Linked DNA regions of Homo sapiens: region 2 is linked to region 1. A link is an interaction called in ENCODE POLR2A ChIA-PET data of the cell type or tissue named here. Cell type or tissue: GM12878. All regions are shown on one strand. Each heading gives the region's core, and the rest is flanking DNA. Links, peaks and the distances in the headings are about the cores only.

What was found. ChIA-PET counts read pairs that join two places held together with the same protein. Peaks named below come from ENCODE experiments on the same cell type or tissue, not always from the same donor. Only the 100,000 strongest peaks of a DNase experiment are listed, where the experiment ranks them.
Region 2: POLR2A ChIA-PET joins it to region 1 with 5 read pairs; 2 of 35 experiments call an interaction of 5 or more read pairs at or near these places.

The regions. Positions count from the first base shown.
Region 1 is chr10:124,648,513-124,652,897 of GRCh38, forward strand. All of the region lies in intron 4 of FAM53B (family with sequence similarity 53 member B), which reads right to left. Among named protein-coding and RNA genes, the nearest start is that of FAM53B-AS1, 53 kb to the right of the region's middle. RefSeq lists enhancers at 1-597, 417-506, 2,682-2,791 and silencers at 308-602, 336-536. In GM12878, for the core only: no CTCF peak of the experiment used is centred there; DNase peaks (open chromatin) are centred at 399 and 2,519; H3K27ac peaks cover 1,377 bases.
Region 2 is chr10:124,408,747-124,413,131 of GRCh38, forward strand. OAT (ornithine aminotransferase) reads right to left here. Exons shown (of 10, transcript NM_000274.4): 2 at 3,227-3,454; 3 at 1-219. The coding sequence starts at 3,425. Among named protein-coding and RNA genes, the nearest start is that of OAT, 8.0 kb to the right of the region's middle. In GM12878, for the core only: no CTCF peak of the experiment used is centred there; no DNase peak of the experiment used is centred there.

The DNA of each region.
Region 1 (4,385 bases), core at 114-4,113:
CTCGTCCTGCCTGCCTCATAGGAATGCCATGAGACCTCAAGAATAATTGCCATGGGGCTTCACGAGGGAGAACCCACTAGAAATGCAACAGCAGAGCCCTCCACCATGCCCTCACAATGGGCCAGGCATGGTGCGTGCACCAACAAGCCCCTAAAGGTGCTCTTTTTTGCTTTGCAGATGAGCAAACAGGCTCAGAAAGGTTAAGTAACTTGCCCAAGGTCCTACAGATGAAACAGAACTCAGAGCTAGTCCACCTGTCCCGCCTGTTCGGGGCTCCTTTTGCTGCTAAGGGGTCTGGCCGGGATTAGCAATTGTGGGAAGCCGCCCTGAGAAGAGAAAGCACCGTCCCAGCCCTTAACGAATGTGCAGCGTCACTGGAGAGACTGGTGGTGGAAAGTGCTTGCCACAACAAGCGAGCCACTTGCGGGAGACAGGATGAAACTGGTGGGGGATGAGAGCTGTATCCTACTGACTTGCAGAAGCAGCTGCAGGCCTGCTGGGCAGACTGCCAAAGGCAGGCAACAGCAGCAGTGGAAGGCCAGGTCTGGTCACTGCCCCATCATCAGCTAACTTTCTAAGTGACCCAGGGCAAAGGACTGCAACTCTCTAGGCCTGTTTCACCAGGTACATAATGACAGGTCCCTTCCAGTTCTGAAACGTATAGGCTCCAGCTAGAACCTTCTGCACCTACCTCTTCAACCTCTAACCTGGGAGTAAGGAAACCAGCCTGGATTATTTCGAAGTTTCCATGTCTTCCAAGAAAAAATATTGTTGTCTCAGTAGATGGCAGCAAACTAACCCTGGCAGAGGCCTTCCTGCTATTGTTGGACCAGCTTGGCACCCTCTGACCACCCATCTGACCAAGCAGAATGGAGGATGGGGTAGAGAGGGTGCTACAGGGCAGGCTGGCCCAGGCAACAAAGCCATGGTGGGAAAGAGAAACAGCAGGCCTGGCCGGCCCCACCTCCAGGCAAGTCAGCAGCTGTTTCTCCCAACATGTCTGCCCTCCGTCGCATAACACAAGGTATTGCCAAAATCCCAGCCACTGCAAGGATGTGGACAATGCCTGTTCTAAACGAGCTTCCAGACCAAGCCTCAGTCTGCTTTCTCACAGCTGGATAAAGGCCGCCTTCCATGCAGAGTGTCCCCCTGTAAGATGGAGGGCTTACTGCCAGAGAGCTGCCCTACCCAGAACTCAGGCTGGCGGTGTCCCTGGTCTCCCTCACACACTGGGAAGTGTGCACTTGATTCTTTGTACTCCTTCAGACCCCAAAAGCAACCAAATATACATAAGTCCCCAAAAGCAACCAAATATACGTAAGTCCCCATAAGCAACCAAATATACATAAGTCCCAGGAAACGCGCCATTCATTTTAAGTCCATGGTGCCTTTAGGAAGACACTACTGTTCCCATTTTTTAGATAAGAACTCTGCGGCCCAGGGCAGTCACTTGCCCAGGCCCTCTCCTCGCAGGCTCACTCCCTCTGCACTTTGCCTGCAGATTTCCAGCCATCTACTAGATATTTCTAGCAGTAAAACTAACGTCATAACAAGACAAGCTGGCGACAGGTACAGATGACATAATTATCGATCAGATGACTTATCTCCCTAATGGAGCTGGGATATTCTTAGTAATATAATTAAGTATAGGATAATTTTACAATACTGTAGGCTGTGCCCTGCTCCCAGAGTAAGCACTAAGGAGGCAGACCTCTCCCTCCAAGGAAGGACTCTCTATCGGTTGGAGGAGGCCAAAGGTAAAAGAGGCCCAGGTCATCGCGGGACAGGTGTCGTCTACCCTGAATCTGAGAACCAGGCATGAGCCTAGGTCTTCTAAGCGTTCCAGTTGGACCCTCCACGCTGGATGATGACAATGATGGTGGTTTTGGCAGTGGTGCTTGTGACGCTGAAAGTAACGGTGGTTATGGTGATGATGGTGATGACAGCAGCTGCCATCTGCCAAGCACGCACAGTGTGGCCAGATGTGCTAGGCGCTCTACACCCTTTGGCCTATGTGATCTTCACACCAACCCTGTGAGGCAAGTTATTCTTCTCATCTCCACTTTACAAATGAGGACGCTGCAGCTCAGAGTTTACCTGGCCAGAGCACAGCGAAGCCGAGAGCTGAACCCTAACCCCAGGACTCCAGAGGCGCTGTTTTCTTCCACCTAATGCCTCCCAGAGTGAGGCATTCCTCCTCCAGAAGGAAAACTACTTCTGCAGATGACCAATTTCCAGACTATTTCCCCAGTACAATGTCCCCAGCCCTGCTAGGAGGCCAATATTCCTTTGCCATCAGCCATTTGTTTCGAGAGAGAGATGTGTTTGAAAAGAAAGGGTTCATCCTAAAGTGGATTTTCTGTGCCCTAAACTCTGAAACCCCCCTCTTGCCTTCAACGAGAATGAAAACAAACCTAAGACAACAAAGAAAAAAGAAATGCGAGGACTCACGGGCGCTGAGTCACACCGAGAGGCTCCACGCATGTGAATTAGCCACGCCAGACACTGGGAGCCCCCCAATCTCCCTTCAGAGGCCACTTCCTGCCCAAACCACCCCAAAGCCAAAGCCACTGCAGCAAAGGTGGCAGCAAGGCAGGGCCAGCTGCACTCAGCACAGGGGCAAAGCCAAGCCTTCTGTCCTTGCCGGCCTCGGTTTCTCCCTTTGTGCCACAGGGAGACAGAGCCAGGTGGCCACCACCTTGCCCTCAGACGCTCTGTTGTGGCCTTGCTGCTAGCCTTTTCCAGGAGCTGAGGCCCCAGGGCCCTAACTCAGTTCCCTCGTGTTCCATTTCCCTCTGCACCTTCCCAAAGGTGCAGAAGGAGGCTGGAGGGGTGCGGCTGAGCAGAGGGTGCTGCCTGGCATCCTCCTGAGCCTGCTCTGCTCTGTCCTCCCAGCTACACAGGACAGGCAGGGATGAAGCTAAGAGGGCTGCCAGGGGAGGCAGTATAAAGGCATGCTGTGGCCCCTCACTGCTGAACTGCAGGCACTGTAGCAGGGAGCCCAGCCGCTGGACGGAATCACAATCCCACACACGGCACCAGGGACCTGGACTATGCACCCCACTCCTCCTGCTGCTCTCCCCTGCCACCCCCACCTCCGAGACAGTGAGGCCCAGCGGCCTCCTCATTTCCTCCTCAGGGGAGCACTGTGGAGACTGTCAGCTGACTTCCGACCCTGGGGCCTGCCTGCTCTGGAGGGTCAAGGTCAGCAGAGCCCCACAGATGTCTAGCCCCTGCCTCAGGTCGGCAGTGACTGGGCACTGGCACATGGCGGGGACACGCCACCCCTGCTGTCTACTATGACTGGGCCTGGAACGTTCACGCCAGCCCCAGCGTCAGGACAACTGCGACTGAGGGCGGTTCTCAACCCAGACAGCCTTTGCTTGCTGGTTCCTTTATTTGTCCCCCATCTGTGAAGCATCTGTGGTCCACCAGGTGCTCTCCTGAGCAATGTGAACTCAGGGGCCAGGAAGCGAGGCCCCTGCCCTCCAGGAGTCCCTTTCCAAAGGGCATACCTGGAGAATTTCAAAGCCAACATCAAAGTGTGATAAGCACGAGCATGCTTTTGAGGCTGGAATTATCCCCTCTAGTTTTTCATTTATAGTCCTCTCTTCCACTTGGGTCCCAAGACTTTCCCAAGTTTGTCCCTGCCGGTGTCCAGCAATGGTTATGAAAACCCGCAGAGGGAAAAGCTATCAATTCCCAACTGTTTCTACTCAGTAGGTGTCAACCATAATACCAGGGCTTAGGACTAGCCAGGGTCTTACCATGTGCACAATACGTTCACATCCAGCCGTGCCCAGGGGTGAACTGAGCAAGGAACTCATGCCCAATTCACAGATCAGGAAACTGAGGCCCTGGGCAACACCGGGATGGGCTGAGTTCATGCTGTTGTCAGGTGTCAGAGGAGGCTGTGGCCACAGCCTTAGAGAGAAGAAGGGGCCCGGCCCACAGCTGCACTCACATCTGGTCCCAGCCTGTCACCCACGGTGATAACCCTGGGTGACCATGGCCAGCCACTTCCCTCCTCTGGCCTCAGTGGCTTCACCTGCAGAGGCAAGGGGTCCAAGGAGGTGAGTGACATTCAGTGTTTCCTGGTGCTCACATTCCAGGGCTATCACAAACACCAGTCCCACAGGTAGTGGGAAAGGACAGTATGTATTTTAATGACACAAGGAAGCCTTGTGGTGGAGGGCCTGAAGCAGCAGCATTCCCCATCTGTCCTATATGGCTCCAGTTCGGGGTCCACTTCCTTCAATATGGAAGGTAGCAAGAGTACCCAGGGAACGGCCGAGCAAACCACAGAAAGGCAAAAATCTACTAGCTGGAACCCTCAGGCTAGTCCCCAGGGCAGAGGAGCCTCTTGCCTCTCCAGCCCACACAGG
Region 2 (4,385 bases), core at 314-4,313, 240 kb before region 1:
TCATAGGAAGAACTTTGTGGTAGTTGAAAAGTTTAGTAATATACTCCTCATATTCACCAAGTACGTTATTATAGAAAGCTCTAGATGTTAAGGTCAATTTGTCCACTTGACTCTTCAGAGCATTCACAATCTTGGGGTGACAATGCCCTTGGTTGACAGCACTGTAAGAACTCAGGAAGTCAAAATATTTTCTGCCTTCTACATCCCATAAGTAAATACCTAAAATACATAAGAAAGGAAAATAATTTTAGACAATTACTATACGGCATAAAGTCCAAAAATTAAGAGTGCTAGCAAGCCCTCTGAATGCCTATATATGAACCTCTATTTAATACATATTTGTAGTTAAAGCTTGTTTTAGCTCAGGCATAATAAACTTTGGTTTGTAAGGAATTACTAAGAATTGTATTTTATCTGCCCAGCTTCAAAACACACATTTAACAAAAATAACACAAAAAGGTTATAAACTCTGGAGTAAAACCTTTACCTAATTCTAAGATTTAGGATCCAAAATTAGAATTTAAAAGCAGAAGTTAGGCAGGGAGCCGTGGCTCACGCCTGTAATCCTAGCACTTTGGGAGACCAAGGCAGGGATTGCTTGAGCCCAGGAGTTCCAGATCAGCCTGGACAACACGGCAAAATCCCTGACGCTACAGAAAAATGCTGGGCATGGTAGTGCGCGCGTATGGTCCCGTTACAGAGGCTGAGGTGGGAGGATTGCTTGAGCCTGGGAGGTAGAGGATGCAGTGAGTTGAGATTGTGCCACTGCACTCCAGCCTGGGCACCAGAGCAAAATCCTGCCTATAAAAAAAAAAAATAAAATAAATAAAATTTAAAAATAAAAAAGCAGAAGTTACACATAACAGACAAAAATCATGAGAAGTAGACTGTAATAACCCTTAGGATGGAAAAAAAATATTTGTAAATCATGTGTCTGATAAGGATCTAATATCCAGAATTCTTACAACTCAATTTCAAAAGGACAAACAACCCAATTTAAAAAATGGGGAAAGACTTGAATAGCTATTTCTTCAAAGAAGATATACAAATGGCAAGAAACACATGAAAAGATGTTCAACATCACTAATCATTAGGAAAATGCAAGTTAAAACCACAATGAGATACCATCTCATACTCCCTGGGATGGTTATAATTAAAAAAACAACTTTTGACAAGGATCTGAAGAAATTGGCACTCTCATACATTGCTAGTGGGAAAGTAAAAACAAGGTTGCCATGTCATGTAATATGAAACAGATTTTCAATAGTTCAAAAGAAGATATGTCTACAGTACTGGTACCAAATAAAATACAAGCAAATGACCAAAATGTGTGATACTCTTATATTGTCATTTTCTGGTACAAAGCTAAGTAATAAACTTTGGTTTTATTTGGTTAAGGCTGTTATTTATTCCAAATTGTAGATTAAATCACCATTTGGCAACTACCACCGTAATCATTTATTCAGGCAAGAATCATTAGTGGATGCTGAAATTGTGAGTAAAAGTTCATGAGTAACTGGATATTTACAGAGTTTTACACTCTGTCCCCACAAGATACTTAATACAAAGGGAAAGAAGACCAAGACAACCAAGGATTGAGGAACTGTTCTGGGTTAAAGAAGACTAAACATGACAACTGAATGCAACTCATCGGAGGTTTTTCTTTTGTTATAAAAGAGAACAAATGACATCTGGATTAGGTCTCTAGACTAATGGTGCTGTACCAGTGTTAAGTTCTTGATTTTTACAATTACTCTATGGTTATAAAAGAGAAAGTCAGCTGGGCACAGTAGCTCACACCTGCAATCCCAGCACTGTGGGAGGCTGAGTGGTAGGATCACTTGAGACCAGGAGTTCAAGATCACCCTGGGCAACATAGCAAAATCTAATCTCTACAAAAAATAAGCCAGGCATGGTAAGGCACACCTGTAGTCCCAGCTACTTGGGAAGCTGAGGTGGGAAAATCACCTGAAGCCGGGAGTTCCAGGCTGCAGTGAGCCATGATCACACCACTGAACTCCAGCCTGGGCAACAGAATGAGACCCTATCTCAAAAAGTCATTGCGTTTTTGGAAAGACACACTAAGTATTTATGGGTAAAGAGATGTCATGTGGCGGGGCGCGGTGGCTCACGCCTGTAATCCAGCACTTTGGGAGGCTGAGGTGGGTGGATCACCTGAGGTCAGGAGTTCGAGACCAGCCCGGCCAACATGATGAAACCCTGTCTCTACTAAAAATACAAAAATTAGCTGGACGTGGTGGCGTGGGCCTGTAGTCCCAGCTCCTCGGGAGGCTGAGGCAAGAGAATCACTTGAAACCGAGAGGTAGAGGTTGCAGTGAGCCGAGATCCCACCATTGCACTCCAGCCTGGGTGACAAAGCGACATTCCGTCTCAAAAAAAAAAAAAAAAAAAAAAAAAGAAGAAGAGATGTCATGTCTGCAACTTCCTCTCAAAACAGTTCAGAAAACAATGTAGAATATGCAGGCGGCGGGGGGAGAAGAGAAGGGAGTGAACACACTAAGACCAAAGCAGCAAAAAGTTAGCACTTGGAAAATCTGGGAGAAGTATAAAAGGAAAATGTCAGTACTATTTGTTACAACTTTTCTTAAGTCTAAAACTATGCCAAAATAAAAGTTAAAAGAAAAAAATGACAGCAATATGATAGTACTTTCCTTATTTCTCTTGCATTCCCTCTTGGTAAGGTCTACATGACAAAGACAATGGTTCCTCTTTGAAGCCTCCATAGCACCTAACACAGCAGCACTAGACACTCAATAAATGAATTAACTGGCCAGGCGTGGTGGCTCACACCTGTAATCCCAGCACTTTGGGAGGCCAAGGTGGGAGGATCACAAAGTCAGGAGTCTGAGACCAGCCTGGCCAACATGGTGAAACCCCATCTCTACTAAAAATACAAAAATTAGCTGGGTGTGGTGGCGCACGCCTGTAGTCCCAGCTACTCAGGAGGCTGAGGCAGAAGAATCGCTTGAACCTGGGAGGCAGAGGTTGCAGTGAGCTGGGATTGTGCCACTGTACTCCAGCCTGGGTGACAGAGTGAGACTCCGTCTCAAAAAAAAAAAAAAAAAAAGAAGAAGAAGAATTAACCATGTCTGCAATATACACATTAAACACATCTAGAAAAATGTATATTGTGAAAATATGGAAGCAATTTTTTTTTATAAAAGGTTTCAAGAAAAGGGAAAAGACGGATTAATTTGAAACGTACCTTTTCCTCTCTCCAGGGCTACAGGTAAAGGATGGTAGTTGTGTGCACCATACTTATATTCCCTTTCAAAAATGTCATCAGAGGTTGGAGGGCCTTGGACTGTTTTTTTAGTTGCAACAGATGTAGCAGAAGCCACTGAAGAATGAACTCCGCGACTAAGTACAGCAAACCTCTGCAAATGTGCTAGTTTGGAAAACATTGTGTCCTTCAAGTAGAAAAACCACAGATCTGTCCAAAGAAAAGAGAATGCATTAAGAGTGAGAATCCTTGGCTTATGCCTATAATCTCAGCACTTTGGGAGGCTGAGGTCAAAGGATCACGTGAGCCCAGGAGTTTGAGACCAGCCTGGGCAACAGAGCAAGACTCCATCACTAAAAAAAATTGAAAAATTAGCTGGGTGTAGTGGTATGCATCTGCAGTCCCAGCTACTCAGGAGACTGAGGTGGGAGGATTGCTTGAGCCCGGAAGTTGAGGCTGCAGTGAGCTGAGATTGTGCCACTGTACTCCAACCTGGGAGACAAAGAAAGGCCCAGTCTCAAGAAAAAAAAAATGGCCAGGCGTGATAGCTCACATCTGTAATTCCAGCACCTTGGGAGGCCAAGATGGGAGGATCGCTTGAGCCGAGGAGTTAAAGACCAGCCTAGGCAACATAGTCTCTATAAAAGAAAAAAAAAGAGTGAGAATCTTGAGTCAGGTGTGGTGGTTTGTGCCTGTAGCCCCCAGCTGCTCAGGAGGCTGAGGCGGGAGGATCACTTGAGCCCAAGAGTTTGAGGCCAGCCTGGGCAACAGAGTGATACCCTGTCAATCAGGCAATCAATCAACCAACCAATCAATAAGAGTAAGACTCTTTCCAGAGCTAATGCACTGTGTGTTGACTGAGTACCTGCTAAACACTAAGTATTTGTTAAGCACCTACCACAGTCCGATACCATCAGGCACAATGCTATGAGACAGCTACAACTGTAGGGCAGAGACCAGAGGCAGGGAGACCAAATCAGAGAAGACTGCCAGAGACTAGGCATGGGGCAGGAGACAGAGGAACTGTCCATCCCTCTGGGCTCAAGCAGTCCGCCCACCACGGCCTCCCAAAGTTTTCGAATTAAAGGTGTGAGCCACTGTGCCCAGCCTAAAATCTTTTATTTAGCCACAAATATCTAAA